Regions from separate parts of the Mus musculus genome. Here region 1 is linked to region 2. The links are chromatin loops, found by intact Hi-C in ENCODE. Cell type or tissue: left cerebral cortex. All regions are shown on one strand. Each heading gives the region's core, and the rest is flanking DNA. Links, peaks and the distances in the headings are about the cores only. Region 1 overlaps Dbt (dihydrolipoamide branched chain transacylase E2). Region 2 overlaps Lrrc39 (leucine rich repeat containing 39).

Region 1 (15,661 bases), core at 4,186-12,185, 51 kb after region 2:
ATAAAATAAATCTTAGAGAAAGAGGTAAGCAGATTAAAAATATAATACAGCTTTCAACTGTATAAATTCCTATGAATCAAAGAGGGTGCGTTTGGACTTTTTTCCCCCCAAGTCTGACGATATGGCATAAAGCAGTACTTTAATTCTAATCTGCTGCATCTTTACAAGACCAAGTGGCACCATCCCCTCTGGGGCCTGGCCTGGGATGAGTGAAACTCACCTTTAAGAAGAAGGGCATGAAGGAGAGTTTGATTCCACGCGCCAAAGCAACAGGTTTCAGCTCTTCTCGAAGCTTAACCAGTTGAGTAAGGTCAATCTCATCACAATACCCGAAGTGGGGAATCTTCAGGGCTGCAGACATGGTCTTCACCATTGCCTTCTGGAAGCCTACAAGAAAGCCAGTCGTTTTATATAAACCTGACAATATTATTTTTCAATACAAAAATAGAAAAACTGTACCATTGTATTATGGTAATTTCATGATGAGTTTGAAATTTTCTGTTAGTGAGAACTGAAAGCCAGGCGTGGTGGTCCGCGCCTTTAATCCCCAGCGTCGGGGAGGCAGAGGCAGGAAGATCTCTGTGAGTACACAGCCAGCCTGGTCTACATATGGAGTTCTAGGGCTACACAGTGAGATCCAGGCTCAAAAGGCAATCAAAAATATCATACGATGAAGATGCGTCTCCTGAGACAATTCCCCAAAGTAAATTACACCGCTTCATATCACTGCTGTTACCTGTCACTGGCTCTGTTCGGTCTTTGCCTGTGAACACTGGAGGCTTTGCTATCGGCGTGGGAAAGGTCCTGTCTTTGGGCTGTGGTGGAGGTGGTGTGATTTCAGATTTTGGTGAGGGAGGCAGTATGGCTCCTGTCTGCTTTTCCAAAAAGCTGAGAATATCTTCTTTAAGTATTCTGCCATCTTTTCCTGAGCCAACAACTTCACTCAGCTTAATCTAAAACAGAATACATTTTGGTGTTAAGAATAAACTTACCATCAACGTTTAAAGATGGAGCAGAAAAGCCAGGCAGTGATGGCACAAGCCTAGTCCCAGCACTCGGGAGGCAGAGGCAGGCGGATGGCTGAGTTCCAGGCCAGCCAGGGCTAAACACACACACACACACACACACACACACACACACACACACATATTCTTAAAAAATAAGAGTAGCCCTGCAGCCCAGGACAGCCAGGGATACACAGGGAAACCCTGTTTTGAAAAACCAATGCACACACACACACACACACACACACATATAATACATATATATATATGTAAACATTTTCCCCAGTAACTTTGTTTGAGGAACATTTTCATCATTTAAGAAACAAGCCTCAGGACCTCTGGGTAAGCAGTTGTTACTTTTACACACTGTTTTACACACAGTTTTACACACAGTTGTTACTTTTACACACTGTTGTTCATTTGTCCATTTAAATCTCCAAAGTCTCTAAATCTCCCCATTATTCTTTGTCTCTTTCTTTGTTTTTCTTTTTTTTTTAAAGTCAGGTCCCTCTGAATAGTCCTAGCTGGTCTGGAACTTACTGTGTAGGTGAGGATGGCCTTGAACTCACAGAGATCCACCTGCCTCTGCCTCCTGAGGTATGGGCCACATCCCCTAGGACCAGAGTTACAGCCAGCTGCTGGCTGACATGTAGGTTCTGTGAATCAACTCCGGGTCCTCTGTGCAGCAAGGCATCTTTACCGTTGAGTCATTTCTGACATTCCTTCTCATATATTCTTATTGCTTATTAGTGAAACTCACTACTTTGTATAGTTAATATATATTGATTTTTTTTTTTTAAGATATGAACGTTATCGGTTGCTGTACTGGGTGGTTTTGTGTGTCAACTTGACACAAGCTGGGGTTATCACAGAGAAAGGAGGCCTCCCTTGAGAAAATGCCTCCATGAGATCCAGCTGTAAGGCATTTTCTCAATTAGTGATCAAGTGGGGAGGGCCCATTGTGGGTGGTGCCGTCACCGGGCTGGTAGTCCTGGGTTCTGTAAGAGAGCAAGCTGAGCAAGCCAGGGGAAGCAAGCCAGTAAGGAACATCCCCCCATGGCCTCTGCATCAGCTCCTGCTTCCTGACCTGCTTGAGTTCCAATCCTGACTTCTTTTGGTGATGAACAGCAGCATGGAAGTGTAAGCTGAATAAACCCTTTCCTCCCCAACTTGCTTCTTGGTCATGATGTTTGTGCAGGAATAGAAGCCCTGACTAAGACAGGAGCCTAGCCCAGTGTCATCACAGAGGTTTCCTCTGGCAATGACAGGAGTGGGTGCAGAGACCACAGCGACACACTAGGTGGAAAGAGAGCCCAAATTGGAGATCTCTACCGGGTTCCTACCCTGGGAACAAGGGGAACCCCACAGAAGATAGAAAGGAAAAGTGTAGGAGCCGGAGGGCTCAGGACACCAGGAGAACACAGCCCACAGAACAAGCAAGCAGGGCTCACAGGAGCCCAGAGACGGAAGCAGCAATCCCATAGCCCGCAAGGTCTGCACTAGCCCTCTGCCTATGATCGGGTTGTAAGCTTGGTATTCCTGTGAGACTCCTAACAGTGGGAATGGGTGTGTCTCTGACTCTTCTCCCCGGCTCCAGGGACTCTTGTCCTCCTCCTACTGTGCTGCCTTGCAGAGCCTTGACGGGAGGGTTTGTCCCCAGGCTTAGGGTGTTTTGTTACACTGTGCTCGGTTGATGTCTCTGAGAGGCCTGCACTTTTCTGAAGGGAAATGAGGAGGAGTGGATCTGGGCAGGGGGTATGGAGGGACAACATTGACTGGGAGGGGAAACTCTGACAGGGATGTACTGAATGAAAAGAATAAGTTAAAAAACAAAAACAAAATCTGAATGTAAAGAGAAGCCACAGAGAAGCCAGCTGTGGTAACCCAGGTTTATAATCGGAAGCAGAGGCATTGTGAATTTAAGGCCAGACTGGGCTACAATAGGAAGTGCCAGTGAGCCTGAGATATATAGCTCCTATTTAAAACCCCTAACACGGGCTGGGGTGTAAATCAGTTTGTGGACCATCTGCTCTTGAGAACACAAGGCAGAACACATCACAGAGTCCTCCCCACAAGCAGAACTGTCCTGGCACTTCCACAGCTCAATTACACATGCGCACAATACAAACTTTTGGGTTTTTTTTTCCCCTCACGGTAACAACTATACTTCTCTCAGAAATTCTCTGCATCACAGCGGAGTGGGAAGAACTCAGCTGTGTAAACAGAACTCGCCTCAGTCTCCCAGGTCGGCCACTTACTTTGGGCTTGGACAAGTTAACACACCTCCCGGTCCTTTCTCACCAGCAACAGTGAGGATCCAAACACCCTGGAGGGCTGTTGTAAACATCTGCGCTATCGTGTCTGGGGCCTGGCACGGAGAAGCTTGAGGTAATGGATGGGAAGGCTGCTGTGCGGCACCAGCGCTTCTGAGGCGACAACAGCCCCTGATAAACTCTGGCCTCACTGCACTGTTGGCTGTGTGACTGCGCTGGCAACCGTCCCACTGTAGGTTTCACAGTAGCTCCTTATCTGTGAGGCTAATTGAGACATCTAAATTCCTATCAGTGTCAGGGAGCCATGCTGCCAGGCCTGTTAGCCACCACACAGCACAGAAAAGGCTGCAGTTTGGATCTGGAATGTCTGTGTTCCAGGTTTGTGCTCAGCAGAATACGGTGGGGATTGCCTATAATTCCAGCGCTCTGAAGACTGAGGTAGAGGAGTAGAGATTATGAGGATAGCCTGGGCTATATAATGATTTGAGGCCAGCTTGGACCACATAATGAGATCCTATTTCTTTCTTTCTTTTTTTTTTTAAAGCATGCATACATAAACATAAAAAATAAATAAAATAAAGGACTGGTTTAATTTAGTGGAGGTGGGACAATGTGGAAACTTTGAGTTGGAGTCTACGGGGAGATTTTCCAGTTACTATGGGTGTGTCATCAAAGGGGACTGTGGGTGGCCTTTTCGTCCCCATCTCTGAGGAGAGTAAGCGTCCACATCTGTGCACACCATGTGCTGCAGCACCACACACCTAGGACAAGGCGGCTGATGGCTCATGAACTGAAGACCAGGAAGCTAGGAGCCAACTTAAACATCTCTTCTTTAGAAGGTGGTTTATTTGGGGGATTCTGTTGGAGTTATGGAGAGCTGAGTAACTTACAGATGGACAAAGGCAACACAACTCTCGAGTCTCAGCACAGGTTGGTAGAGGTTTGTTGCCTTGTCCATTTCTTTCCCACTCTTAAGTCTCTCCCCTTTGCTACACTCTCCTTCCCTTTACAGACTCTTGCTTCTTTAAGAAACCAATCACAGGCATCCACATTCTTAAACGGTGTCTCTAGGCGACCTAAGCTAAAATGCTGGTGTGTACATGTGTGCTTGTTTGCTGTGTTCCTGTGTATGTGTGTGCTCATGCGAGGGTGGGTACACGTTCACACCCGAGCCTGTGCATGTGGAGGTCAGAGGCTAACCTCTGGTGTCATTTCTCAAGAGCTTACTTTTTTGAGGCAGCGTCTCTCACTACATCTGAAGTTTGCCAGCTGAGACCGGACTGGCTTGCCATAGAGCCCCAGGGCTCCTGTAAGCTCTTCATCCTGAAAGTTGGAATCACACATGCGCACCACCATGCCAGGCTTCTTTTGTGAGTGCTGGAGGGCTCAGCTCTGCGCACTAAGCATTTCACCGTCTAAGCCACCTATCACCCCAGCCCCAAGACACTGGTATTTAGAAATATTTAAGAAATGTTAACTGCTACTGCTACTGGGCTCTGGGGAAGGAAAACGATACCACATTATTCAATTAATATGAAGTGCTGCATTCACAATGACCTGCCATTTCTTCCTGGTGCTTTATTTTTATTGGCGTGAATGAATTTATGTCACAAATGTGTGAAGTGTTATTAGGTGCCAGAAGCGGCTATCAGATACAGAAGAGCAGGAGTTGACGGTAGTGGTTGCGAGCCACCCACCATGGTCCCGGGAACAGAACCCAGGTCCTCTGGAGGCAGCAGATGCTTGTAACAGTGCAGCCATCTCTGCCCCTCCCAGGTGGAACCACTTTCATTAATTCCAGCTTAAACCATTTCACAGAGAGCTTTTTTTTTTTTTTTTCAGAGATACAAATGTATACTTTCTATGTAGTCTCAAACTTCACTTTTAAGAAGACTCACATTGTTTTCCATTGCCAGCCGACGCACTGCAGGCGTTGCTAGTGTTTTCTGGCCTTTTATCTCTTGGTGAGTGTGCTCATCATGGGACACAGCGGGGGTTTCAACAACATCTTCCTCTGAATCTGGAAACAAGGTTAGACAGCATCAGTCAGAAAACATCTCTTCAAAAGCTTAGTGGCGGGGTTGGCCAGAGGGCTGTGTCAGTAAAGCACTTGTCATGCAAGCATAAGGACCTGAGCTTGGCTCCTCAGCACCCCATGAATGTCAGGTGTTGCAGTGTGTGTCAGTGACCCCAGCACGGAGGGGGAAGATGGGGGAAACAAACATATCTGGAGTTCATTGCCAGGAAGCAGGACTGAACTGATGTGCCCCGGCTTCAGTGAGACACAGTCCCTCAGAGAAGGTGGGAAGTGATAGAAGAAGACCCTGGATAGCAACCTCTGCATGCATGCTCACACACATACACACACACACACACACATTAGCAAGTACATACCACACACACACACACACACACACACACACACACACACACACACACTTCACAGTTATTGGTCTATGACTAACTCTGGATTGCTCAGATGGGAAACAGGGCAACCCTGAGATGTGCCGTGGAATTTTTAAGGTTTGGGGCCGAGTGAGTTGTCCTTAGGTCGTCACAGGTGTGCTCTCTCTCCTGCAACTCTGGAGCTCTCCCTCCACTCTTGGGTCTCACAGGTGACGCCTCCTCCTACACAAAGTCCTGCTGCGACGCATCACCACTGGCCATCTGCACAGAGGCCAAGCCTGGGAGGACTCCAGATCTGAGACATTGAATCTGCTGTCCTACTATGTTAGATTTAGTTTCTCTAGACTCCAGTTTGTGCTCTTACTGATCAATGTTCGGGACCTCGGTCACTAGTCCCTGAGAGAGCTTCTTGCTTCACTGAACATCAAAGTTTCCAGAGGGCAGACATCAGACAGATGAAGTCTTACTGTACAGGTTTTTGCTGTGGTATTGGATTGAAAGATAATCAGGTATCATGGAAAGTCTTTTCAGACTTCCTAGTTTTCTGATCTAAATCCTCAACCCAGATTTCATAACTTAGAATTATCCTATTTGAGACAGAGTTTCTCTGTAGCCAAGGATAGCTTTAAACTCGATATGTAGGCCGGGTGGTGGTGGGGCACACCTTTAATCCCAGCACTTGGGAAGCAGCGGCAGGCAGATTTCTGAGTTCCAGGACAGCCAGGGCTATACAGAGAAACCCTGTCTCGAAAAAACAAAAACAAAAACAAAAACAAAAAAACCAAAAACTCGCTCTGTAGCTTAAGCTGGCTTCGAACTCACAATCTTCCTGCCTCCACCTCACCATGCCGGGCAGGGACTGTTTTATACTGGGAGTCAGCACAAAAGGAAAGCAGTAATGAATGTGGCCAGACACGCTCACCCTTTAAAGCTTCTGTCTCAATGTCGATCAGTGGTTTCCCCACATAAGCGATATCATCTAGATTGTAATAGAGCCTCTTAATGACGCCATCGTAACGGCTGGTGATGGTGACAGAGGCCTTGTCACTTTGAACTTCACAGATGCTGTCAAACTGAGACACCGTATCTCCTTCTTTTACATACCTAGGAGAGAGAGACACAGACACATTTACATGAATAGTCGTGATTACAAGTCACCCTTGCATGTTCCTGTAAATGCCACTCGGAGTTGCATCCGAGCCATCTAGTGCAGTATTGACGCCCAAATGCCTGAGAAATATTTTAGAAGAGATGGAAAGGCTTTCTGAGTTTCAGACGAACCCCTAACAAATGATAAAATTAAAAACAAAACTAAACCCTTTATCTCAAGGTTTAATTACACATTCAGGTATATCAGTTCTTCTTCTTCTTTTTTTTTAAGCGATTTGTTTATTCTTATTGTATATGAATTGGTGTTTTGCCTGCATGTATGTCTGTGTGACAGTGTCAGATCCCCTGGAACTGGAGCTACAGACAGTTCCATATGGGTGCTGAGAATTGAACACAGGTCCTCTGGAAGAGCAGCCAGTACTCTTAACCCCTGAGTCATCTCTCTGGCTCCCCTAAACAATTTTTTTTTAAAAAAATTTATGCACATGGGTGTTTTGCCTGTTTGTATGCCTGTCTGAGGGTGTCAGATCCCCTGGAAGGGGAGTTACAGACACTTGTGAGCTATCATGTAGGTGTTGGGAACTGAACTGAACCCAAGTCCCCTGGAAGAGCAGCCAGTGCTCTTAACTGCTGAACCATCTCTCCATTCCTGTTAAATAAGTTTTAAAAATGTTGCATTTGAGTGATATTTCCTCTTGTTGTATAATACTATGTAATGAGCATCCCTAATTAAAAAATACAAAATCTGAGATTTTTTTCTGCCCCAACAACGATGCTCAAAACCTTTGACTCTGGATGCTCAAGTGCTGAGGCCTAAGCAAGAATTCTGTAACCCACTGTACAAAACCTGAAGCAGTTTTGGTCCTAAACATCTCAGATAAATTATATTCAACCTGTATTAGCTTCTGATCAGATTTCAAGAGTGAACACTGGCTTTAGAAGTAAATAACAATGATGACAAGGATGATGGTGATGTCATCAGTAGGCATCCTTTGTGATTTTCTCTTGCCCCAATGCCATATTCTTTTTGCCTAGTCCAACACAGTCTTAAAAAACAAAGATAATGCCCCCAAACTGAAGGAAGACTGGGAAAATGATGCCCAGTCAAATAGAAAATAGCAACAAAGTGGCCGAAGGGTACAAGACAAAAGACACCGAATTCTGCAGTTAAAGACTGAGTAAGATAAAAATATACTAGAAGGCTGAACAACAGATTGTCTTTGGTAGAGGAAGGAACCAGCGAATCTGCGGATTAGTCAGTCAGTTGAGATCTCCGAGACAATGTCATAGCGCACACTAACACACATGCTGGGGTCTCAGGAGGAAAGGAAGGACACAGGGTCAGAATGACAGTTCAAGAAGCTGAGCATGGCTGCACAGACCTGTGACCCCAGCACACAGATGGCCAAGTCAGAAGGATCATGAATGCATGGTGAGACGCTGTCTGAAGAAAGAAAGAAAGAAAGAAAGAAAGAAAGAAAGAAAGAGAGAGATAGGGAGGGAGGGAGGGAGAAAGGAAGGAAGGGAGAGAGGGACGAAGAACTATTTTAAGAAATAATGACCTAAATGTTAAACCTGAAACTGCCAGAAGAAAACACAGGTAATAGCTTGCATGAAACAGGTGTAGGAAAGCCAACAAGGGACAAGTGGGACTTCATAGGATAAAAGGCTGCTGTACGCCTCAAGAGACAGACGACTCGGTGAAGCGGAAGCCCACAGAGCCGGAGAGAATCTCTGTCAGCTATCCATCTAACAGGAGATTAATATCCCAAACATATAAAGAACTCAAGAAACAAACAGTCAAAAAGACAAAACTCATTAAAAAGGGAGGGGTGGGAATGGGGGCAGGGGAGGTGGGGCTGGGACCTAAACAGAGAATTCTTAAAAGAAAGAAAAAAAACAAAAAGCTAAAAAAATTTCAAAAAAAATGTTCATTTTCCATAGCAATTTGGAAAATACAAATCAAAACAACTTTGAGGACTCATTTTACCCAAGTCACAGTGACAAAGATCAGCAGCAACACAAGTGACAACGAACTCTAGGAGTGCGGGGAAGGGAACCCTCCCTCACTGTTGGTGGGATGGCAAACTGGTTAGGCCACTCTGGCAATCTCACATCTGTGGAGAATTCTCAAAAAGCTAGACTAAATCTACCATATGAGCCTGCCGTTCTACTTGTTGGCATCTGCCCAAAGGAGCCGTACATCCCACTTCCCAGATACTTGCTTGGCATGGTTCTTGCTGACTGCTGCTGTTCACAATAGCTGGGAAATGGAAACAACCCAAATGTCCTTCAGCTGGTGAAAGGACAAGGGAAATGTGACATAATGCACACCTGGAATACTGTGCAGCAGCAAAAAGAAATGAAACCATGGACTTTGTAGGTGAGTGGGTGGAACTAGAGCCAGAAGGACAGACATCATGCTCTCCAGGTGAGTGGGTGGAACTAGATCCAGAAGGACAGACAGACATCATGCTCTCCAGGTGAGTGGGTGGAACTAGATCCAGAAGGACAGACAGACATCATGCTCTCCAGGTGAGTGGGTGGAACTAGACCCAGAAAGACAGACAGACATCATACCATGCTCTCCTTGTTCTGAGGCTCCAAGCCCCAACTCTTTAGATGTGAGCACATATTCTGGAAAACTACAGAAACACACACTACAGAAAGGGACTATTGCTAGGGCGGTAGAGTCAGGAACAACAGAGAGAACAGCAGAGCACACGGGATCTGATAGGGAAAACTGGAAAGATGAGGGGCACGAACTAGGGAGGTGGGAAGAAGATAAATACAAAAGTAAGAGAGAGATACAGTAAGATTAAGGAGGTCTAAAAAGGGCACAAGGAATGATACTATTAACTACCTACCTACACAAACACAAAACAAAATAAACTCTGTAATATACTAAGTCTGTGTATAAATAGTTTAAATGAAATTTTCCCATTTGGGCTGACAATGCTCCTTCCAAAGTTCCACACCAGGCATGAGATGGCCTCTTTTGAGGTGTTGCTCAGAACTACCCAAGAGACTTCCTCATCATCACAGACTATTGCTATTGCCCTTGGAAACCCTAGAGGCGGAATGCAAGTCCCTAACTCGGAAACAACACGACACACTTCAGACACAGGCCCAGAGGCCCCTGAGCTGGAACTGACTCCAGTCCTGCAAGCTTCCAAAGGAGGGAGGCAATCGACAGTCGTCCCCCCCCCCCCCCCCCCCGCAGCTATGACACCTGTGAGCCACAACAAAGACCAGCATGCTTGCACAACAGCCCTAAGCATGCAGCAGGGGTTCCCTGTGGCTCCCAACAGCTCCCTGATTAGACTCAAGGTCACTCAGGCTAGTACAAAAACCCAGACAACCACCCAGGGCTAGTGAGTTATGGATCTGAGAGGAGAGCCTACAGCCCTCACTTCACTAAACCTGAAAAATTTCTAGCTTCATCCTAAACATCTGTCCTTATACGCACAGGTCAGTGCATCCTCATTCCCCTATCAAAGAAACTTCTCAGAGACCATTATACAAAACAACAGCCAGTCAGAATGCAGAGGTGTGGAGCCCAGTCCCAGTGGGTATTCTACAGAACACTCTCAAAGCTAAGCCTTCTCCTTGAGCAAAACGGGACGGAAAGATGCTGAGTCAGAGGATCATGGAATTTGTTGTAAGATTTGTCTCCTAGTAATGTCAGAAGCTACACCCATCAAGTCTCGCCAGCACCACCACCTGAATGTGAGCTAAACAAGGACAACAGCAGACATGCCAAAGTGGACAGGAAAACGATGAGGCCTCAACCCTACAGAACTACAGGCAGCTAAGGAATGCTGAGAGAGGAGAAGCGCTGTTCCCCAGGGAGAGTACAGTGGGTGTCCATTACCAAGTGACAAGCTCTGAAGGCATAATACAAGTAACATTATATAGACTGAGCAGGTCCTATTTATGTATCTGAAAATTATATGTATGTATGTATGAATATCCATATGTAGAATATGTAATATATATGTATATATATATATATATATATACATATATATATATATATATATATATGTACACACACAATTAATGAAAAGAAGCCATGAATTTGAAAAAGAACAGGTATATGGAGAGTTTGGAGGGAAGAAAGGGAAGGGAGAAATGATATATTATAATCTCAAATATATAAGAGATAATTAAAAAAAATAATAACCCAACACACATACAGTAGAGGACTTCAGGGTCTGTGTTCGTTCAGGGATGATGCCCCTAACCCTCATGAGGCTGGAGGCCCCAGGGAGTTTAGAAGTTTGGTTGGGTTGAGGGGTGGGGACATCTATGTGGATACAGCGGGATGGGGAGGAGGTATGGGATGTGGAACAGTCAGAGGGTGGGAAATAAAATATGGACTGTAAAAAAATAAATAAAATAGCTTCCAGTCCGACCTCCGATCAGTTTTAGTAAGAAGGTGCTGTTCCAAAGGCAAGAGGGTGGCAAGTCCACCCGGCCTAAGCAAGGGAGGCAAACCACGCCTCTTTAACCCTCCCCCTGCGGACAGATACATGGTGGCACCTGTGTCTGGCAGAGCCGGTGTGAGAAGAAGAGACAATCCTTCCCTGTCGCCAGGATAATCAAGAGTTTTGGCCGGACCTTTGAGTACACAATGGGATAGTGAGGAGCCCGGAGAAAAGCAGACTATGGCGCTGAAACTGATTAATAAGGAACTTAGTGATTTGGCCCTTGACCCTCCAGCACAGTGTCCTGCAGGTCCAGTTGGAGATGACATGTTTCATTGGCAAGCCACAATTAGGGGACCTAATGACAGCCCATATCAAGGTGGTGTATTCTTTTTGACAATTCATTTTCCTACAGACTACCCCTTCAAACCACCTAAGGTTGCATTTACAACAAGAATTTATCATCCAAATAGTAACAGTAATGGCAGCATTTGTCTTGATATTCTAAGATCACAGTGGTCTCCTGCTTTAACTATTTCCAAAGTTCTTTTATCCATTTGTTCACTGATATGTGATCCAAACCCAGATGACCCCCTAGTGCCAGAGATTGCATGGATCTATAAAACAGACAGAGATACGTACAACAGAATATCTCGGGAATGGTCTCAGAAGTATGCCGTATGATGCTACCTTACAGTCAGACTAACCTGCGTTATAGCTGGAATAAACTTTAAATTACTGTTCCTTTTTTGATTTTCTTATCCAGTTGCTCCCCTATCAGACCTCATATTTTTTAATTTTCTTTTTCGTTTACCACCCTCCATTCATTCACATGCTCATTTGAGAAGACTTAAGTTCTTTCAGCTTTGGACAATAACTGCTTTTAGAAACTGTAAAGTAGTTACACGAGATCAGTTGCCCAAGATTCGGAAATTTTTAAAAAACTGGAGCATGTGTATTATGTGGCTAATGTTTTCACTCTAACTTGGTTATGAGACTAAACCAATCCTCACTGCTCTAACATGCTGAAGAAGCCATCTGAGGGGGAGGGAGATGGATGCTCAGCTGTCACACTGAAAGAAGCAACATTGTTCTAGCAGCATCCATACTTGTTTAAACCTTCCACTGTTAGAGATTTAAGGTCACATGATATACTTTATGCTTATAATTGATGTGGCTGGAGAATTGGTATTGAATTATAGCATCAGCAGAACAGAAAATGTGATGTATTTTATGCATGTCAATAAAGGAATGGCCTGTTCTTGGTCTACAGAGAATGGAAATTGGAAGTCAAACACCCTTTGTATTCCCAAATAGGGTCTCAAAAATTTTGTAATTTTCATTTAAGTTGTTAGGAGGCTTGGAGCCATTAGTTAATCTATCTTCCAATACTGATTAATATAGCACTGAATAAATGATGCAAGTTGTCAATGGATGAGTTGTCAATGTCTAATAGCTCTCCTAGTAATTGATTTATTTTTCTTCAATAAAGGTACGCAAACCAATGGAAAAATAAATAAATAAAATAAATACTGGCTTGAAAATTGATGTGCATATGCAAGAAGTTAAGTTGTTTCCAAAGATAAACTTAAAGATAGCAACAGCACACACACATCAAAATAAAATGACAAAAAAAAAAATCTAGAAATCAGGGTAGCAATCATTCCTCTTTGTTGGAAAGGCACCTGAGATTAACACGTGCTTTTTAATCAGAAAACAAGAACTCCAAAAGGTAGAGAGATGATTTATTCCGTGAGTGAGTGGATGAAAAGACCACCCCTAAGAATATTTCCATTAGAGGCTAGAGCGGCGGCTCACTGGTTAGGAGCTCAGGCTGCCCTTGCAGAGGGCCCAGGCCTGGTTCCCCGCTCCTACATCACGTGGTTCATGGTCACCTGGAACTCCAGCTCCTGAGGTCTTTTATGACACTGATTTTGAGGGCACCTGTGCATGTGCGCGTGCATGGGCAAGTGTGTACACACACACACACACACACACACACACTAAAATTAAATCTTTAGGAATAATTAATGTCTTTTCAGAAGTAAAACAGATAAAACTAGTGACTAACACATTCACCTTTCAAGAAATACTAAGAGTCCTTCAGGCTGAAATAAAAAACACCAAATACTAACTCAAATCCACGTGAAGAAAAATTAGAAATTAAAAAATAAAGAATAATTAGAAGTAATGCTAGATAAGTTAAAAGGAGAATTCAAACAGCACACTTGGAATATCTAGCTGACATGAAAGAAAATGGTGATGAAAAAAAATTCTTAAGCACATGAAATGTCAACAAAATGGCAGACAAAATCTTACCTTGTCAGTAATTACATCAAATATATATGGTTTAAACACTACAGTCTAAAACTACAAAAAAGAGCAAGCATTAGCAGAATGGATTTGTCTAAGTGATCCAACTGTATGGCTATAATGTTCTCTCTCTCTCTCTCTCTCTCTCTCTCTCTCTCTCTCTCTCCAGGGTCCCATGGTGAATCTGAGGCTAGCCTCAAACTCAGAGTCATCCTCCTGCCTTAGCCTCCCAAGCGCTGGGATTACAAGGACAGGGCACACTAGTCTACAGATAAAATCCTATTTTTAGCATGTTCTAAGTCTAATATAACGCACATATTTTTCTTGAGTCATTTGTAAATATTAAGTGAGAGAACAAACACAGAAAGCTCTTAATAATTCCTAAAGACCTCATGGGAAACTTGTGGCATGTTTGTCACTTTAGGAAAGTTGTACCCAGGCGTGGTATGCACACTGGAGATCCTGTCACAGTTATTGTCCAAAGCTGGAAGAACTTAAGACTTCTCAGATGAGCATGTGAATGAATGGGGGGAGGTAAATGAAAAATAAAATTAAAAAAGATGAGGTCTGATAGGGGAGCAGCCGGGTAAGAAAATCAAAAAAGGAATAGTAATTTAAAGTTTATTCCAGCTATAATGCAGGCAGGAGGATCACAAATTCAAGGTCAGCCAAGCTTTGTATTGAGATGCCCCATCTCAAAAATAAAAGATAAAAAACCAAACTATTAAATTTGGAGTGAGGGAGACAGATCCTCTCTGTGTAGTGCAGGCTTACCTCAAACTTCAGGTCCTCCAGCCTCACCCTTCAAAGGAGCTGGGAAAACCTTAAGAGTCTCATAAGGAAAAAAACTTCCTCTTCTAAGAGGCTTAACTGCTTGACTATGCCTGTAAATCTACAAAATGTAATAAGATAGAAAGTAAGAAGTGTTAAAACTGGTCCTGAAGCAAAGGCACACAGTCCTTGAGAGTGTGCGACATTTTCAAGACACTGCATTTTAATCATGTGAGCGGCCACTTTGAGTTGGGACGGTCCTGACTGTTACCTGACTCTACATAAGGGCGCAGAGAGAGCAGCAGCATTCTCTGTTATCTCTGAGTATCAGGGACGTGGTGCGCACACACACATTTAGGCAACATATTCAAGCATGTTGAGTAAAAAAAAAAAAAAAGTCTAAAAGTGGGCTGGTGAGATGGCTCAGTGGGTAAGAGCACCCGACTGCTCTTCCGAAGGTCCGGAGTTCAAATCCCAGCAACCACATGGTGGCTCACAACCATTTGTAACAAGATCTGACGCCCTCTTCTGGAGTGTCTGAAGACAGCTACAGTGTACTTACATATAATAAATAAATAAATCTTTAAAAAAAAAAAAGTCTAAAAGTTTTCTTAAGGCCGGTAGTTGAGAGACGGTGGCTCCGCAGAGAACAGGTGAGCCACAGATGTGGCAGCTAACTAGTTTCCTGGCTCACCCCACAGTCACACAGCGCCAGGCAACACACCTGTAAGGAAGGCTGCTCACTAACATCCTCTGCTTACAAAGCTGAGAATGCTAAGTAGAGGAAATGACACTCGCCGGTGTCAGTCTGGGTCTTTAAGGAGTATTTGAGCCCCCAGCAGTGGCACATAATGAGTAACCCAGCACTGAGGTCACAGGAGGCTGAGGCAGAAGGATGACAAGTTTGGGGCTAGCTTGGGCTATAGTGCAAAATCCTATACTGAAGAGAAAAAAATAAAAAAACTACGGTGGGGGAGAAATCTATTATGCATCATAACTGCCATTTCTAAACTCCTTTAAAACTCAGTGCAGTGCCAAGAGGCATCTTTTCCCATAAGATGAAAGACACAAAAGGATGGAGAATGTCAAAGGCAGTAGAGGGTTTCTGCCTTTTATATCAAGCATATATGTATGTATGTATGTGTGTATGTGTGTATGTATGTATGTATGCATGTACATATGCATGCATGCATGCATCTATGTATCCATCTATATTATATAATTTTTTAAAGTTTTTGTTTTAATGATGGGGGACATGTAAGTATGAGGGCACTTGTGTAGTTTCCAGTTGAGGCCAGAGGCAGAAGATCTCCCTAGAGGTGAAGTTACAGGCAGTTGTGAGCTACCAAATGCA
Region 2 (15,661 bases), core at 3,511-11,510:
CTCGTAAGCTTTACGCAGTCTCTGCCGTAGTACTTTACACATGTTGTGGCTACATTATTTAGTTTTATTTTTGTATTTGTATATAGGTTCCATTTTCTTCTCTATCTGAAGAGCAGTTGGAGAACTTAATTAAGAAATTGAGAAAAGCAAGTGAAGGTGAGTCTGCTAAAGTCGCAGGTTTAATTATATGAGAAGCACTGGGTGGCTTATGGGCTCCCTTCCGTTCTGTGGTTCAGAGGCTCAGTCCATGTTTTGCTGCTTAAGCTGTCTCTCATGTTTCTTTTGGACAAAGGCTTGAATTCTACACATGAAGATCACATCATGTCCCATCCAGCATTGCATGATGCCCTTAATGACCCAAGGAATGGCGATTGTGCAGTCAAACACCTGAAACAGCAGGTATGTTTAGACACAATCACTAAACGTTTCTTCATATGTGTAGTGCTGACATTCCAGGCTGATGAGATGGCTCATCAGATAAAGGCACTTGCTGCCAAGCCTGAGGACCCGAATTCAGTCATCTGAGTTTAAAAAATAGCCTCTGAATTTTAAAAAATAGCCTCTGACTTCTACATGCATCATAAGTATGTATGCTCAACAATAAATAAAAGTAATTTTTTTAAAGCTAACATTCGCCGGGCATGGTGGCGCATGCCCTTTAATCCCAGCACTTGGGAGGCAGAGGCAGTCGGATTTCTGAGTTTGAGGCCAGCCTGGTCTACAGAGTGAGTTCCAGGACAGCCAGGGCTACACAGAGAAACCCTGTCCTGAAAAAAAACAAAAACAAAACCAAAAACCAAAAAAAAGCTAACATTCTAGTTAGGTGTGGTGGCACATGCCTTTAATGCAACACTTGGTAGACAGAGCAAGCAGATCTGAGTTTGAGCTATTCTGATCTGCGGAGTGAGTTCTAGGACAGGGTGGGTTACAGAGAGAAAATTTATCCTGACAAAAACAATCTAAAAAAAAAAAAAAAGCTAACATTTGGTTCTGAGTATAATTATTTAGTTTCTGTTAGTGAACAAAATACTTTTGTTCAAAATTATATGTGAACATAAAATAAAAATTTGGGCATGGCTATAACCCTGAGCGCAGAGTATTATCTTAAAGCAAGCAAAGGGAAAAAAAATGTCTTAGCCATTCAGACATTATCAGTAAACTGTCTGCCTGTGTAGAGATTGCCTTGCTGTTTTCCTATTGAGTTGCATTCCTCTGCTCTGGTTTATAAAATAACCCTATGAAGTCTGCAGGCTTCTATTCTAGGCAACATTGAAAAGTTAAAGTTACTTGGCCCAAGAAGATGCTTTGTTGAGTTTGGAGCAGGAAAGGGGAAATTATCTCACTGGGTTGATATTGCCTTAAAAGATGCTGAAAATGTTCACTTCATCCTGGTAGAAAGAGTGACCACAAGATTCAAGGTGAGTAAATCCATGTAACATCTCAATAATCAAACACAGTGTTCTTCTGTAGGAAAACAAGAAAACGATAGGAGCATGTCCCTTAAAATGAGTTTGTTTTTTATATATTTGATTGTAATTTTTTGCTATTATTATTTGTTTGGTTCTAATTGTACTAATTAAACTGAAGGTAAGTTTTTCAGATTTAACTATTGATAGTCCATAATCTGAATTTATAAAATTGTTTGCAGAGACAAGAAAATCTGTGAACAGAACTAAGCTTCGACTAGAAATTAAGCCCCAGCCATGTTTTAACCTTGTATTTGCCACTGCTAACAGACTCTTTCTTCATTAAATACTTGAGCATCTTCTTGGACAGTGTGATAAGCACACTGTATGTACAGATAGATAGTGATAAGGCAGCTGTGCTCTTACCGTCCTTAGAAAAGAGAGCTAGATACGGATGTAAGGAACGTGTTGAGGTGGGGAGGAAGTTCTGCAGAATGTGGCACGCTAGACTTTATTACAGGGAGGCAATGGCGAATGACCGAGCAGAAAAGGTGGTGCCTGTGATGGATCCTGAAAGATCAACTAGCATTTGCTACATAGATGTCCGAAGCATTTTGGGAAACAAGAACAGTGGAACCAAACCCTGAAATAACAAGGGATGTGTTTCTATGGAAGTGCAGGCTTTTCCTCCTGTGCCCAGTTCCTGAAATAAATGCCTAAGCCAATAGCTTTGGCTCTGTTCCCTGACTAGTTTTGTAACTTATTTAACCCATCTAAACTAGTCTAAATCACGCTACAGGGTTAGTTACCTCTCCTCAGGTTTATGCAACTGCAACATCCAGAGTTCCTAGGCAAATCCCCTTCCCATGCCTATCTCTAGACCCAGAATTGTCTCTATCCCAGGACGTCCACCTCCCTGTTTCCTGCCCAAGCTCATAAGCCAATAGCCTTTTACTGACAGGTGAAGCTTCCATACAAGTGCAAAAGGTTTCTGTGTGATGGAAGTCTATGGCCTGAGGTAGAACGTGTCAGTGTGACCCAGGAAGGAGAGCTGGTCTAGAAAGGCCTCCTGTTGTTTGCTCTGGCTTGGTTCTGCGGTGTTAGAGACACTGTGGAAGATTTGGTTCTTGCTTCCAAGAGGCTTCTGTCGAGTATTTTGGTTTCCTGAGTGCTGTGCCGGTACACAGTACCCAGGGCTGCAGGAACCTGAACATGGAGAACTGACCTCGGTCTTCCAGAGTTGTCATGGAGGAAAGTTTTTAAAAAATGATTTTTAAATTCTTTGTGGAGCTAGAAACATGGCTCAGTGATTTGAGTGCTTCCTGCTCTTCCAAAACATCATAGTTTGGTTCATAGCACCAATATTAGGTAGCTCACAACTTCCTACAGTTCTAGCTCTAGGAGATCCAATACCCATCTTCTGACCTCCTCACACACTGCACACAGGTGGCACATACGCACACACACACACACACACACACAGGCTCACGTGCAAAAAAAAAATGCTTTTTAGAAGCTATCCTAGCAATACTGTAAAACTATTTCAAAAGAGATTTAGACTAAATATAGGAAGATTGAAAATATGAAAATCTAAAAAAAAAGTGATGGTGGGGGGAGCTGGAGAGATGGCTCAGTGGTTAAGAGCACTGACTGCTCTTCCGAAGGTCCTGAGTTCTGAGTTCAATTTCCAGCAACCACATGGTAGCTCACAACCATCCGTAATGAGATCTGACACCCTCTCCTGGTATGTCTGAAGACAGCTACAGTGTACTTACATATAATAAATAAATCTAAAAAAGGAAAATGTGAAAATCTTTCTTCAATAATACAAGTAAGAAATGTCCTGGAGAGTGAGGGTTATTCAGTGGAATATAGAAGAGAATGAGAAAGTTCAAATGTTGGAAGTCGTAAGACGTGCTGATTTTAGGAGAGCATCAATCTGGGGTGGTTTCTGACTTAACAGGACATGGGGTATTCCTCAGCAGGAAAAACAGGAGTTGCTGTTCACATGTTTCTGAGGGCTTGGGGCTGTAGCTTAGTGGTAGCTATTTTGCTTACTATTCATGAGGCCCTGGGTTCAAGTGCTAGAATCATAAAAGGAAACAGAAACTTTTTAGATGGGGCTGTGGCTGTAGCTCTGTGGTCAGTTGCTTGCATGGTATGTATAAGGTCCTGGCTTCAATCCCTAGCACTGCCAAGAAGAAAAACAAATGGGGTGGTGGAAAAGGGCTTAGTGCCTCTAATGATTGTTAGAGAGTCTGCGCCTGTATTCACAGGCACGTGCAGATAATGGTTACAACGGTTGTGTTTAAAGAGAGTGAGAAGAGTGAGCCACAGGAGAACCAGCGGTGACAAGTAACCACACTCGCTTAACATCTGTGGACCTTGAGGCCTTTGCGAATGGGCTGGGAATTATGGTTAAAAGATGGAAGGTGTAATATAATTAGTAATAATCAATACAATTTCTGGTCTATAAGATGGTAGTGTTATTTTTGAGTTTTCATCCAAAATACTAAAACTTTACTTTTTTATTCATTCTCCTTTGAACTGTAAAAATTAAGTGTATTTGCTCTGAATTTTGAAAACAAATAGAAACATTTTCATAAAGCTTTTTTAACATTAAGAGTGCTGATTCAGTAACGTTCTATTTCTACAGGTAGATGGTAAACACAGAAAAAAGGACTCAGTGTTTGAAAGGCTTCAAATTGATATCCAGCACTTGTGTTTGAGTAAGTTGTGTAACTTTCCATTGCTCTACAACAGCAGACATGTCAGACTCTGGGGGCTGCTTAGATCTGTCCTTGCAGACCTGTGCTTCAGGAAGAACTAACACTAATCTAGTCTGGAGAAGCAGCCAAGCATTTGTCTATAAATCACTGCATTTTCTATCACTTAACTGAAGCCAGGTCTGGTATGTACTCTTGTAATCCCAGCACTTGGGAAGCTGAGGCAGGAGGATCACCCAGACTACATAGTGGATCCCAGGCCAGCAACTCTTACATAATGAGAAAGGGGGGATTTGTTTGTTTAGCTGAATACTTTCTGTGTGACCCCTAACACAGACATCTTAGGCGGCATATTGGAGTCTGTAGAATTGCTTGTTTTCTAACTTTCATCCCTAAAATTCAAAGATTCTAGAAACCCTCCTTTTGGAAGGACACACTAGTACTTTGTATCCTAAACAAACTACCGTCTTACCTCCTCTCCTCTCAGACAGGGTTCCTGTGCTAAGAGAAGGAAGACTGCCCGTGGTAGGAATTGGGAAGCACCTGTGTGGGGTGGCGACAGGTAAGGCAGCAGGACACACAGTAACCTCTGCGCTTGCACAGGGAGCTGGAGCCTGCATGGCCCCACCACCCAGGGCTGTCTGTGCTCTCATTGAACTTACGTAGGAGCCTGTTAAAGTAAACCAGGTTCGCCTGAGGTGAGAAGGAAGCACACACTTGGGGCTCTTCCCATCTAACCCATGCCTCTCAAAACCTTACCTGTATAGTGAGAGTTATATCCAATACGCTCTCACCTCTGTGTGCACTGTGTGGGTCCCTTTCACTCTGCTAAAGTTACCTTCTCTTTGCGAGTGTCAGCATCCTTCTATCGTAGTACTTCCCCCTTATCAGTACCCTGCCTTCCATTTCTTCCATCACTTTTGGCTCCCTGTGCTTGAAGTATTAATATTCAGACCCATCCATGACTTGAAACTCAGTCACTCTGCCTCTGGGTTTACTGTTGATTAGTGTGGACCGTGTTTATTTTCCTAAATGCCATATTGCTCCAGCCATTCCTAGAATTCCACTGTCACCCATTCGAAGAACTGGTCCAGTGTCTGCTCATCCCTCAGCTCAGCTTTACGCCCTTAGTGTCGTCAGGACAAACTCCCCGTAGCTTTTGCTTGTTTTTTTAATTATCTGCTTGTATGTCTAATCACTACACTGTGCTGGGAGTTTTTTCCAAGAATGAAGTACATGCTAATATAACGCAATATAGAGGGACTCATTGAATATTTGAATGACCTTGGCCACCAGCTTGCTGCTTCCTTATGCCTTCTAAGAAGAAGGTCATAAGGTCACTATGAAAGAGTTTGAGCTTGCTAATAATCTTTGTTTCTGAAATAACTTAGTCCTTCTAATATTTTTTCTGATTATTCTCACTTCTTAAAATTATGTTTAAGTCAAATGTAAATTAAACAGAAAATATATTTTGTTAGAAAATAGTAGTTAATAGACGTGGGTGAAGTGGCATACTCAGACTCCCAGATGCTCAGGAAGCTGAAGCAGGAGGATCAGCTGAGCTAAATCAGTCACACTTGAGTCCCTCCACAGTCTGGGCAACATAAGGTCCACTCTCTCATGACAGAGAAGGGAAAAAAAAAGACAGAGACACAGACAGACCATGAAATTACCAAATCAGCTATCACTTTATCAAATAATAGTTACCAATAATGCTTGTTGGCATGATTAAAAAATCAGGTAAGATACATCCATTGTATATCATGGGGTAAGAAATTGTAGAACTACATTTGTTTGTAGGTAATTGGTATGATATGACAATCTAATCAGAGAAAATAGAAGTTTTACAGCATACATTTGCGATCTTTCCAATATTGCCAGCTATACTGTCTGGAAGTTTGGAAGCCTTATTTTGTTTTTAATATATATATTTATTTTTATTTTATGTGTATGGGTGTTTTATCTGCATGCATGGAAGTGCAATGCGTGCATATCTGGTGCCCACAGAGGCCAGAGTGGGTGCTGGATCCCCTGGAACTAGAACCCCTGAGCAGCTTTAAGCCACCCTGTGTGTGCTGGGAACCAAACCTGGCTGTTCTGCAAGAGCAGCAAGAGCTTTCAGCCACCGCCATCTCTTCCGCCCCTAGCATGGCAGTTGTAGTGCTTGCAGCCTCCGTGTTTTGTGTATGCAAGGCATTTAGCAAATACTTGCTGAACAAATGCTGGTGTGCAGGAAAGCTATTCAGCCTGTTTTCCACATTGGAATCTCCCTTTCTCAACTTTTCAATTCATCACTATTTGTTGTGATCAGCCTGCATTTCAAGATTAGCATCTTAGACAGGTGTGCTGGCACACATCTGCAACCCCAACACACCAGGAGATGCACGCAGAGGATCAGGAATTTGAGATCCGCATCAGCTATACAGAACCTATCTCAAAACAAAACAGAAACAAACCAAAAAACTACCCTCTCCAGCCCGGGTCAGTGTTCTAAGTGAAATTACCTTCCTCATTTCTGTCTTTGGGGTTTCTTCACTGTAGCTAGAATAGGAGAAATGCAAGACAATGCAAATAGTTGGACAGAAATTTTTCAAATCATAAGACTTAAGCTTGTTTTAATTTTATTTAAAATAATTTTATTGGGCAAATAAATCACTAGAAAAATTAAGATGGAAAATTTGAGAAAAATGTATAATATCTGGTAGAATTGTTACAGTATATAGCTAAGTAGATTTTTGCTGGTTTGTGTGTTAAGAATGTTTTGCACTAGCCATACTGCTTACTGAACTTTAAAGATGATGCGGTTTGGTGGGGGCACATGATTGTGTTTGCAGATGTTGCATTACGATGTTTGGTTGAAACCTATGCTGCCAGTTTTGAGGAAAAGGATGAAGAACCTTTAGCCAAACGCATAAAGAATGATAAGACAGAAAAAGAAAGTAACACTTTGGCCAAGGAAGGAAGTGAAAAAGATGTCCCAGAGACATGGACCCCGGTGGCTGGCATTGTGATTGCGCTCTGTTGTCACCACAGGTGTGACTGGAGACATTATGTGGGCAAAGAGTATTTCAAGGCTCTTGGACTTGGGGCGGTAGAGTTCTACTATTTCCAGAGAATGAGTAGTTGGGCAACGTGTGGAATGAGGACATCGTTGGAAGGCTCGGATGTTACTCCAGAGAGAAAAGATGCTCAAAGGGATGAGAATGAAGAGCACGATGATGGAGGAGACAGACTCACAGATGGCAACACTGACAGTTTGCCTGGGTAAGTGACGACAGCTACAAACACCATGCTACAGGGAGATACTTTATCCCCGTAAACTAGTCCTCCTGTGGGTGAGACTGCACAGATGCCTCGAACCGTAGATAAAACAGAACCCCACACACTAGCATTGCACTTACCTACTCTGTCCATCTGGTAGTCAAGATGGCTGCACAACGTCTAGCAAGTGGGCAGCACGGTGTGGCTGTGCTAAGGATGCTCATGTGTGAGGCACAGGTTCATTCCCCGGATAGGAAGGAGTGGGTGGCCCATGATTCACCATGCTACTCAGAATGCCACTACCAATGGTTCATTTTCAGAATTTTCCATTGAATATTTTCACACTGATTGACCTTGGCCAGGAGAAACCATAGCAAATAAAACCGAATGGTTGTTTCTTAGTCTTTTGGCTGAGATCAAGTATACAAAGTAAAACTGAAGGAGAAGGATTCTTTTTTTTTTTCCTTAGATGACTGTTATCAAAAATTTAGAAAATATAGCTTACATTCTAATTTTAGAATAAACTAAAACATATTTTAATTGTGATCATAAAGAAAAGTCTTAGATGGGGCTGGAGAGATGACTCAGTGGTCAAGAGCACCGACTGGTCATCCAGAGTTTCTGAGTTCAATTCCCAGCAAGCACATGGTGGCTCACAACCATCTGTAATGGGATCTGATGCCCTCTTCTGGTGTGTCTGAAGACAGTTATTCATATAAACAAAATAAATAAATAAATCTTAAAAAGAAGAAAAGGCGTCTTAGAAGCATCAGACATAGCGCCTAGTACGTGCTGTTGGCTAGTTAGCAGCTTCGTAAATGGCAGTGGCCAAACTTGGTATGAACTTTTACCAAACTTTAAATTTTTGTGTGCTTATTCCATGTAGGATTCTTACTGTTGAAGAAAAGAAGAAAATAGGACATCTTTGTAAACTGCTGATTGACCAAGGCAGACTCCAGTATTTACAGCAGAAAGGCTTCAGTCCTGCCTTACAGTACTATACGGACCCATTGGTGTCTCTGGAAAACGTATTATTAACTGCCGTACCAGCTCATCCGTCATCGCAGGAAAAACATCATCAATGAAAGGAAACATGAACGTGACGTTTGTCTTCCACAAACAAAAAAATTTAAATTATTTTTAAATTATATTTCGATATTCACAAAAATATTCACCAAGTAGTCAAAGTATTCCTTTTCAGCAGGGCTCTTTCAATTACTTTCTCCATCAGAATGTATAGAGCTTGGCATTTGAGTCAGACAGTTGACTTGGTCTTCTGAAAGATATAACACCAGTATATAATTATAGTGTGAACTCTGTGTATTAATCTGGTAAAGGTTTTATTTGATTTTTTTCATTTTTTGAGCTCCAGTTATAATAAACAGTATAAATTTATAACAAGGATCAATCTGAGTGTGAGGCTTTTTTTTTTTTCTTTTTTTCTTTTTTTCTTTTTTCTTTTTTCCCCGAGACAGGGTTTCTCTGTGTAGCCCTCAATGTCCTGGAACTCACTTTGTAGACCAGGTTGGCCTCAAACTCAGAAATCCGCCTGCCTCTACCTCCCAAGTGCTGGGACTAAAGGCGTGCGCCACCACGCCTGAGTGAGGCTTTTTTTTTTTTTCAATATAGGTCTAGAAAGAATAATTGTAATTATCTTGAACACAGACAAATTTAGAAATTTAAGAATTGGCAGCCGGGCGTGTGTGGTGGCACACGCCTTTAATTCTAAGTGTTGAATAAAGTCCATGTTCTCAGTATTTTTCACCCCAGATAAAATTACTTTTGAATTATTACTTGTAGATTATAGAAAACCAGGATAATGAGGAAGGTCTGTTTATGCTCAATGTGGCCCATCTACCACTTGGGAGACAAAAGTAATAATAAGTCTTTTATTTTTTTTTTTTTAAAGATTTATTTATTTATTATATATAAGTACACTGTAGCTGTCATCAGACACACCAGAAGAGGGCATCAGATCTCATTATAGATGGTCGTGAACCACCATGTGGTTGCTGGGATTTGAACTCTGGACCTTTGGAAGAGCAGTCGGGTGCTCTAACCCACTGAGCCATCTCTCCAGCCCAAGTCTTTTATTTTTAACATTTATTTATTTAATGTGAGTACACTGTTGCTCTCTTCAGAGACATCAGAAGAGGACATCAGATCCTGTTACAGATGCTTGTGAGCCACCATGTGGTTGCTGGGAATTGAACTCAGGACCTCTGGAAAAGGAGTCAATGCTCTTAACCACTGAGCCATCTCTCCAGCCCCCAAAAGTAATGATTCTTTAAGAATCAAATGGAGTTGGGGGCCTGGAGAGATGGCTCAGTATCTAGGAGCGTATCCACAAGAAGATGAGCTTTTCCACAGAACCCACATGGCAGCTAAACTGTAACTGCAGTTCCAGGGGATCTGACACGCCGCCCGCATCAGATCTGCATTAGCTCTTCATGCACATGCCGCACAGACATACACACAAAACAAGTTAGTTAAAATCTGCACTGAGGGCAGAGCTGTATCTCAGTGACTGGGTGCTTGCCACAGTGTGAGTCCCAGCCCTGGAGAAGTGGATTTACAGAGAGAAACCAGCAGAAGGGCGTGTCACTTCACATGGTTGTGCGGCAAGTGCCTGGCTGAAGAAGGATTTCCTTCATTCCATTTGAAATGCTGATTTTACGGCGTCTCCCCTAGTACTTATCAAAATTATAAACAGAATCAAAATTCCTTTTCCCTCATTCAGTGTTGGCCAGAATGACCACCGTTTGATAGAAACCCATAAAAGGATGACAAGATAGCACTTGATTGTGTACACATTTTCTTCAAAAATATTTCATCTGGTTGTTCAAACCTCATACCTGTTCTCCGGGACTCTTGTATGTATGCGTGCATAAACTGCAGCCCAAATAACTCCTGTTCTTCCTCTCCATCTGTGTTGTCGCTGGGAGGAAGCGTCACCTCCAGTCTTAGTGGGTTGTCTCGGAAGTTGACAAACCTAACAGTTCACCAGAAAACAGTGTTTTTATAGGTGCCATAGAAGTGCATGTACATATATCTTCCTGGAGAAAGATCAAATGACAGCATATTGAGTTACTACTTTTTAATAGTAATTTTTAACTATTTTTGATAACAGATTATCTTGCTGGGATCTAATAAATCCAAAAATCTGTAAGTTTCTGTGCTAGAAGAATCAGTATCGTCCACAAAAAAATCTTGCGAAGACACAATTAGCTCATAACATGTGAGCAAGTTATATCATAAGTGTATGGTTAATGCTACAAATATAGTTTTTATGGATTGTTATGGATCTGTGCTGTCACCATCAAGTACAAAGTTAAAGGTCGCTAGGTCAGTCAGTGCCGCTAGGTCAGTCAGTGCATGAATGACTGGTTGTGGACGTTTTAGGTTCAGGTATCCATTGCTTCACTCCATCAAGAAAATTACATTTTAGAGAGAATTTTATCGGAGTTCTACTAAGTAGCCCCAATAAAGTCTGCTTTCTATAGGCTATATACATTATCTGTGCCTATATGTAGTTATAAAGAAAGAAAATGATATTCTATTTTTTTAATTTTTGTATTGCAAAGAATGTTTATTAGCAGTAAAAAGAGAGGTATTATATAATATTGTCACCAACAAAAGACATTTCTTTAAATTCATAAATCCCAGTACTGTTTTAGTTTCAAGAACTCTTGAATAAGCTAGATTCATGTTACATGAATCACATTCATGAAATTATTAAATTCCAACATTGGAAAATATGTTTAATTCTTTTCTTTTTGAGCTGAAGAAATAGCTCAATAGTTAAGAGCACACTTGCTGCTTTTCTCCAGGACCCAGGTTCTAATCCCAGAACCCACATGGCAGCCCAAGCCTCTGCGTCCAGTTCTAAGAGATCTAATGCCCTCTTATGCCCTCCATGGACATCAGACACACAAGTAGTACACAGACAAGACATCCATACACAAAAGTAAGTTTTAAATACACACACACACACACACACAGAGTCCTGTAAATCACTACCCAAATGTATTGGTCGGAGTCTGCTTTACTCCATTTTGACCTCTGGAGAAAGTATGGCTGTGCGCTAACACCCGCTTACCTCAGATTCGTCATTTCTTCCATGCAGCCTGGGATATCTTGTAGTTTGTTGTTGCTGAGAACAAGAGTACCCAAGTTTTTCATATTTTTGATTGTCTCTGGCAGGCATGTTATTTCATTCCTCTGCAGCCACAGTGTATGTAAACTTCGCATTCTGGAAAATTAGAGTATGAATAGGATATGAAAAGCTGGACTTGTCATTTGTAACATTTAATTTTTAGATAACTAAATTAATCTATTCACTTATTTATTATTTAACATTCAGTAAAATGAATTTATTGATTTAACAAACTCCATTCTTTCTTATTACCTAATTGCCAGGGAAATTACATCAAGGAATTCACTAAAGATTAGCTTTTATCTGTCGGCAGGAATGAAACCAACATTTGCATGGTCATCTTTTTTCATGTTTTCTAAATGAACAGCTGTAAATGTCACCTAATATGAATCTTAAAATACAGAAACTAGTAATATTCCCATTCTGGGCATAACAATATTGGACTGAGGCCACAATCCCTGGGTTCAAATCCAACTAACGCCACTTGCTGAGACTTGGGCATACATAACAAACGTCTCTGCATCCTTCCCTCATCCTTTTTGTTGCTTAAGAGAAGGGCCTGGCACGCACTATCAGGTGCACATTGTTAATGTTTTGAATGCAGTTTTCCCCTCCCCAGATCCTCCTACATAATAATGAAATCAGGCTACTGAAAGAATGGATTTCAAACTAGTTGGGTCTGTTGTGATTATTCCTAGGCTCCTAGTTGTCTGGTATATTGCTTCTTATTTTTCCTAGGTGGCTTTGGATGATCAGTAGCAGAAAGTCTATCTTACCTGTCTAGTGAGTCAGGAAGCTGTTGCAGGCTGTTGCTTCCCATATCCAGCCACTCGAGGGCAGGCATGTCCAACACAGCATGAGGGATCGTAGTGAACTGATTCATACTCAGGTCAAGGTGAGTGAGTTTTAACAGTTTGCTGAGCTAAGGACGAAGTAAGGATTTTAAGTAATCATCCACAGTGTTATGTAAATTACTAGAAGACACACCCTGATGAGCTATTTCATCTAAAAAGTTCATGTTATGTAGATTTTGTTTAAAGTAGTAGCCCACACACAACAAATCACACATAGAGTTGACTGACTTCCATCATTCCACCTGAGCTTTGTTTAGACACAGGAGTCCACAACAAATAAAATGTAAGGATAATAGAACCTGGGCATCATGGTAAAAAATATAAATCCTATAAATCCTAGAGACTGAGGGCAGCTTGGGCTACAAAGGCAGTGTCTCAGAAAGGTGAGACAGGTAGGTGTGGTGGCTCACGCCTTCAATCCAAGCACTAGAGGCAAAAGGCCACATAGTTCAAGGCCATGTGGTCTATGTGGTGAGTTCCAAGACAGCCAAAGCTACACATCAATATCCTCTCTCAACAAAACAAAACAAGAAAATAACCTGGGCTAAAGTAAAATGAAATAAGAAAAAATTTCAGATACAACTTCTCTTCCAAGATAAATACTTTCCAGGGCTAATAGGACCTGTGTGGCAACAGTGACTGAGAATTCTATGGGAAAACAGTCTTGAAGGTTACAGGTCTGACCAACTTAACTTGTGTTCCCTATTCCAGACACTGAGCTTACTCAATAAGAATTCTGTGATTCGTCACCACGCACAAAGCTCAAGACCAAGTGGATCAAGGACCTCAACATAAAACCAGACACACTGAATCTAATAGAAGAGAAAGTGGGAAAGAACCTTGAATTCATTGGCACAGGGGGAAATTTTCTAAACAGAACTCCAATGGCTCAGGCTCTAAGATCAAGAATTGATAAATGGGACTTCATAAGGCAAAGGACATAGTCAATAAGACAAATTGGCAACCTACAGATTGGGAAAAAAACTTTACTAACCCCACATCTGATAGAGTGCTAATATCCAAAATATATAAAGAACTCAAGAAGCTAAGCCCCCCCCAAAAGAAACCCCAAAAAACAAACCAATCAAAAAATGAGTATAGAACTAAACTGAGAATTCACAACAGAGGAATCTTGAATGGCTGAGAAACACCTAAAGAAATGTTCAAAGTCCTTAGTGATCAGAGAAATGCAAATCAAAATGACCCTGAGATTCCACCAATCAGAATGGCTAAAATCAAAACCTCAGAAGACAACATATGTTGGAGAGGATATGGAGAAAGAGGAACACTCCTCCATTGCTGGTGAGATTGCAAACTGGTACATCCACTCTGGAAATCAATCTGGAGGTTCCTCAGAAAATTGGAAGTAGATCTACCTGAAGATTCAGCAATACCACTCTTGGAAATATACCCAAAAGATGCCCCACCATGCCACAGGAGCACGTGTACCACTGTGTTCACAGCAGGCTTGTTTGTGATAGCCAGAAGCTGGAAACAACCCAGATGCCCCATGACAGAAGAATGGATACAGAAAATGTGGTTCATTTACACAATCGAGTACTACTCAGCTATTAGGAATAAGGACATCCTGAGTTTTGCAGGCAAATGGATGGAACTAGAAAATATCATCCTGAGTGAGGTAACTCAGACCCAGAAGGACATGCATAGTATGTACTCACTAATATGTGGATATTAGCCAAAAAACAAAAAAACAAAAAACAAAAAAATGCAGAATACCCAAGATACAGTCAAAAAGATCAACAAGCTGAAGGGCCCAAGTGAGGCTGCCTCAGTCCCACTTGGGAGGGAGGGACCCAGCAGGGAAAGGGGATTTGGGGAGGGAGTGGGGAACATGATCTGGCATTGGGTAAGGGAAAAGGACTGAAGCCCTGAGGGCCAGCAGAAAGAATGGAAACAGGCAACCTCAGAGGTAGGAGGTTGGGTGACCCTCCAGAAGGCACCAGAGACCTGGGAGGTGAGAGACTCTCAGGACTCAAAGGGAGAGACCTTAGATGAAATGCCCTATATTGGGGAGAACTATTACTGAGGCTATGGAGCCCTCACAAACAGGGACCTACCATGACTCCCTCCAAAAGACCCAACAAGCAGCTGAAGGAGTCAGATGCAGATATTTGCACCCAGCCAATGAACAGAAGCTGCTGACCCCAGTGGTTGAATTAGGGGAAAGCTGGAAGAAGCTGAAGAGAAGGGCAACCCTGTAGGAAGACCAGCAGTCTCAACCTAGACCCCCAAGATCTCTCAGACACTGGACCACCAACCAGGCAGCTGATATGAGGCCCTGACACATATAGAGCAGAAGACTGCCGGGTCTGGGTTCAGTCAGGGAAGATGCACCTAACCCTCAAGAGACTGGAGGCCCCAGGGAGTGGGGAGGTCTGGCTGGGTGGGGGTGGAGGGAGTGGGACATCCTCATGGAGACATCCTCCTAGGGGAGGAGGTATAGGATGTCGAACAGTCGGAGGGTGTTTGTTCCCAGGAGGGGAATAAAATCTGGAGAAAGAAAGAAAGGAAGGAAGGAAGAAAGAAAGAAAGAAAGAAAGAAAGAAAGAAAGAAAGAAAGAAAGAAAGAAAGAAAGAAAGAAAGAAAGGAAGGAAGGAAGGAAGAAAAGGAGGGGGAGGAAGGGAGGAAGAGAGAAAGAAAAAGAAAGAGATAGAAAAGAAAAGAAAAAAGGAAAGAAAAGAAAAGAAGAGAAAAGAAAAGAAAAGAGAAAGAATTCTGCATTTAAGGGCAGTAGCTGACTTCAAGCTCTGTACCACATAGCACTGCGCTCAACCTATGAGTAAGTACATGCTGCTATGGCAATGCTTTCTGTCGCTCTGCTTCTCAGGGCCAGTGCCTGTCCTGAATCAGATATCTGTCATTACTATGAACACTCTTATATCTTGTTTCTATGTGGATATATTTGCATTTCTTTTTTTTGTTGTTGGTTTGTTTTATTTTGTTTTGTTTTTTTCAAGACAGGGTTTCTCTGTGTAACCCTGGCTGTCCTGGAACTCAATCTGTAGACCAGGCTGGCCTCAAACTCAGAAATTCACCTGCCTCTGCCTCCCAAGTGCTGGGAATAAAGGTGTGAGCCACCACTGCCCGGCTTACTTTTCTTTTACTTGTTATTTCCTCTTACTGGTTTTTGTCTCGTTTTTAGAATGTTTGTTGAGAGAGTATCCCTATGTAGCTCTGGCTAGTCAGGAACTGGTAGCCTCAAACTCAACTGCCTCTACCTCCTGAGTACTTCATAA

What was found. A loop is a pair of places that touch in the nucleus more often than their neighbours do. Peaks named below come from ENCODE experiments on the same cell type or tissue, not always from the same donor. Only the 100,000 strongest peaks of a DNase experiment are listed, where the experiment ranks them.
Region 1: it touches region 2 in a loop (2.1-fold over the local background); 8 of 42 quality-filtered maps call a loop at or near these places.

The regions. Positions count from the first base shown.
Region 1 is chr3:116,524,381-116,540,041 of GRCm38, reverse strand. Dbt (dihydrolipoamide branched chain transacylase E2) reads right to left here. Exons shown (of 11, transcript NM_010022.4): 4 at 6,606-6,787; 5 at 5,176-5,297; 6 at 737-953; 7 at 221-387. It also overlaps the pseudogene Gm4596. Among named protein-coding and RNA genes, the nearest start is that of Dbt, 19 kb to the right of the region's middle. In left cerebral cortex, for the core only: no CTCF peak of the experiment used is centred there; a DNase peak (open chromatin) is centred at 9,033.
Region 2 is chr3:116,574,229-116,589,889 of GRCm38, reverse strand. It overlaps Lrrc39 (leucine rich repeat containing 39), which reads right to left. Exons shown (of 9, transcript NM_175413.4): 6 at 12,326-12,471; 7 at 11,493-11,645; 8 at 10,249-10,385; 9 at 6,746-8,669. The coding sequence ends at 8,605. Trmt13 (tRNA methyltransferase 13) reads left to right here. Exons shown (of 12, transcript NM_030016.3): 6 at 87-156; 7 at 293-399; 8 at 1,251-1,418; 9 at 4,063-4,135; 10 at 4,620-4,694; 11 at 6,967-7,396; 12 at 8,280-9,162. The coding sequence ends at 8,478. Among named protein-coding and RNA genes, the nearest start is that of Sass6, 13 kb to the left of the region's middle. In left cerebral cortex, for the core only: a CTCF peak has its summit at 8,102 (motif pointing left); DNase peaks (open chromatin) are centred at 7,504 and 9,854.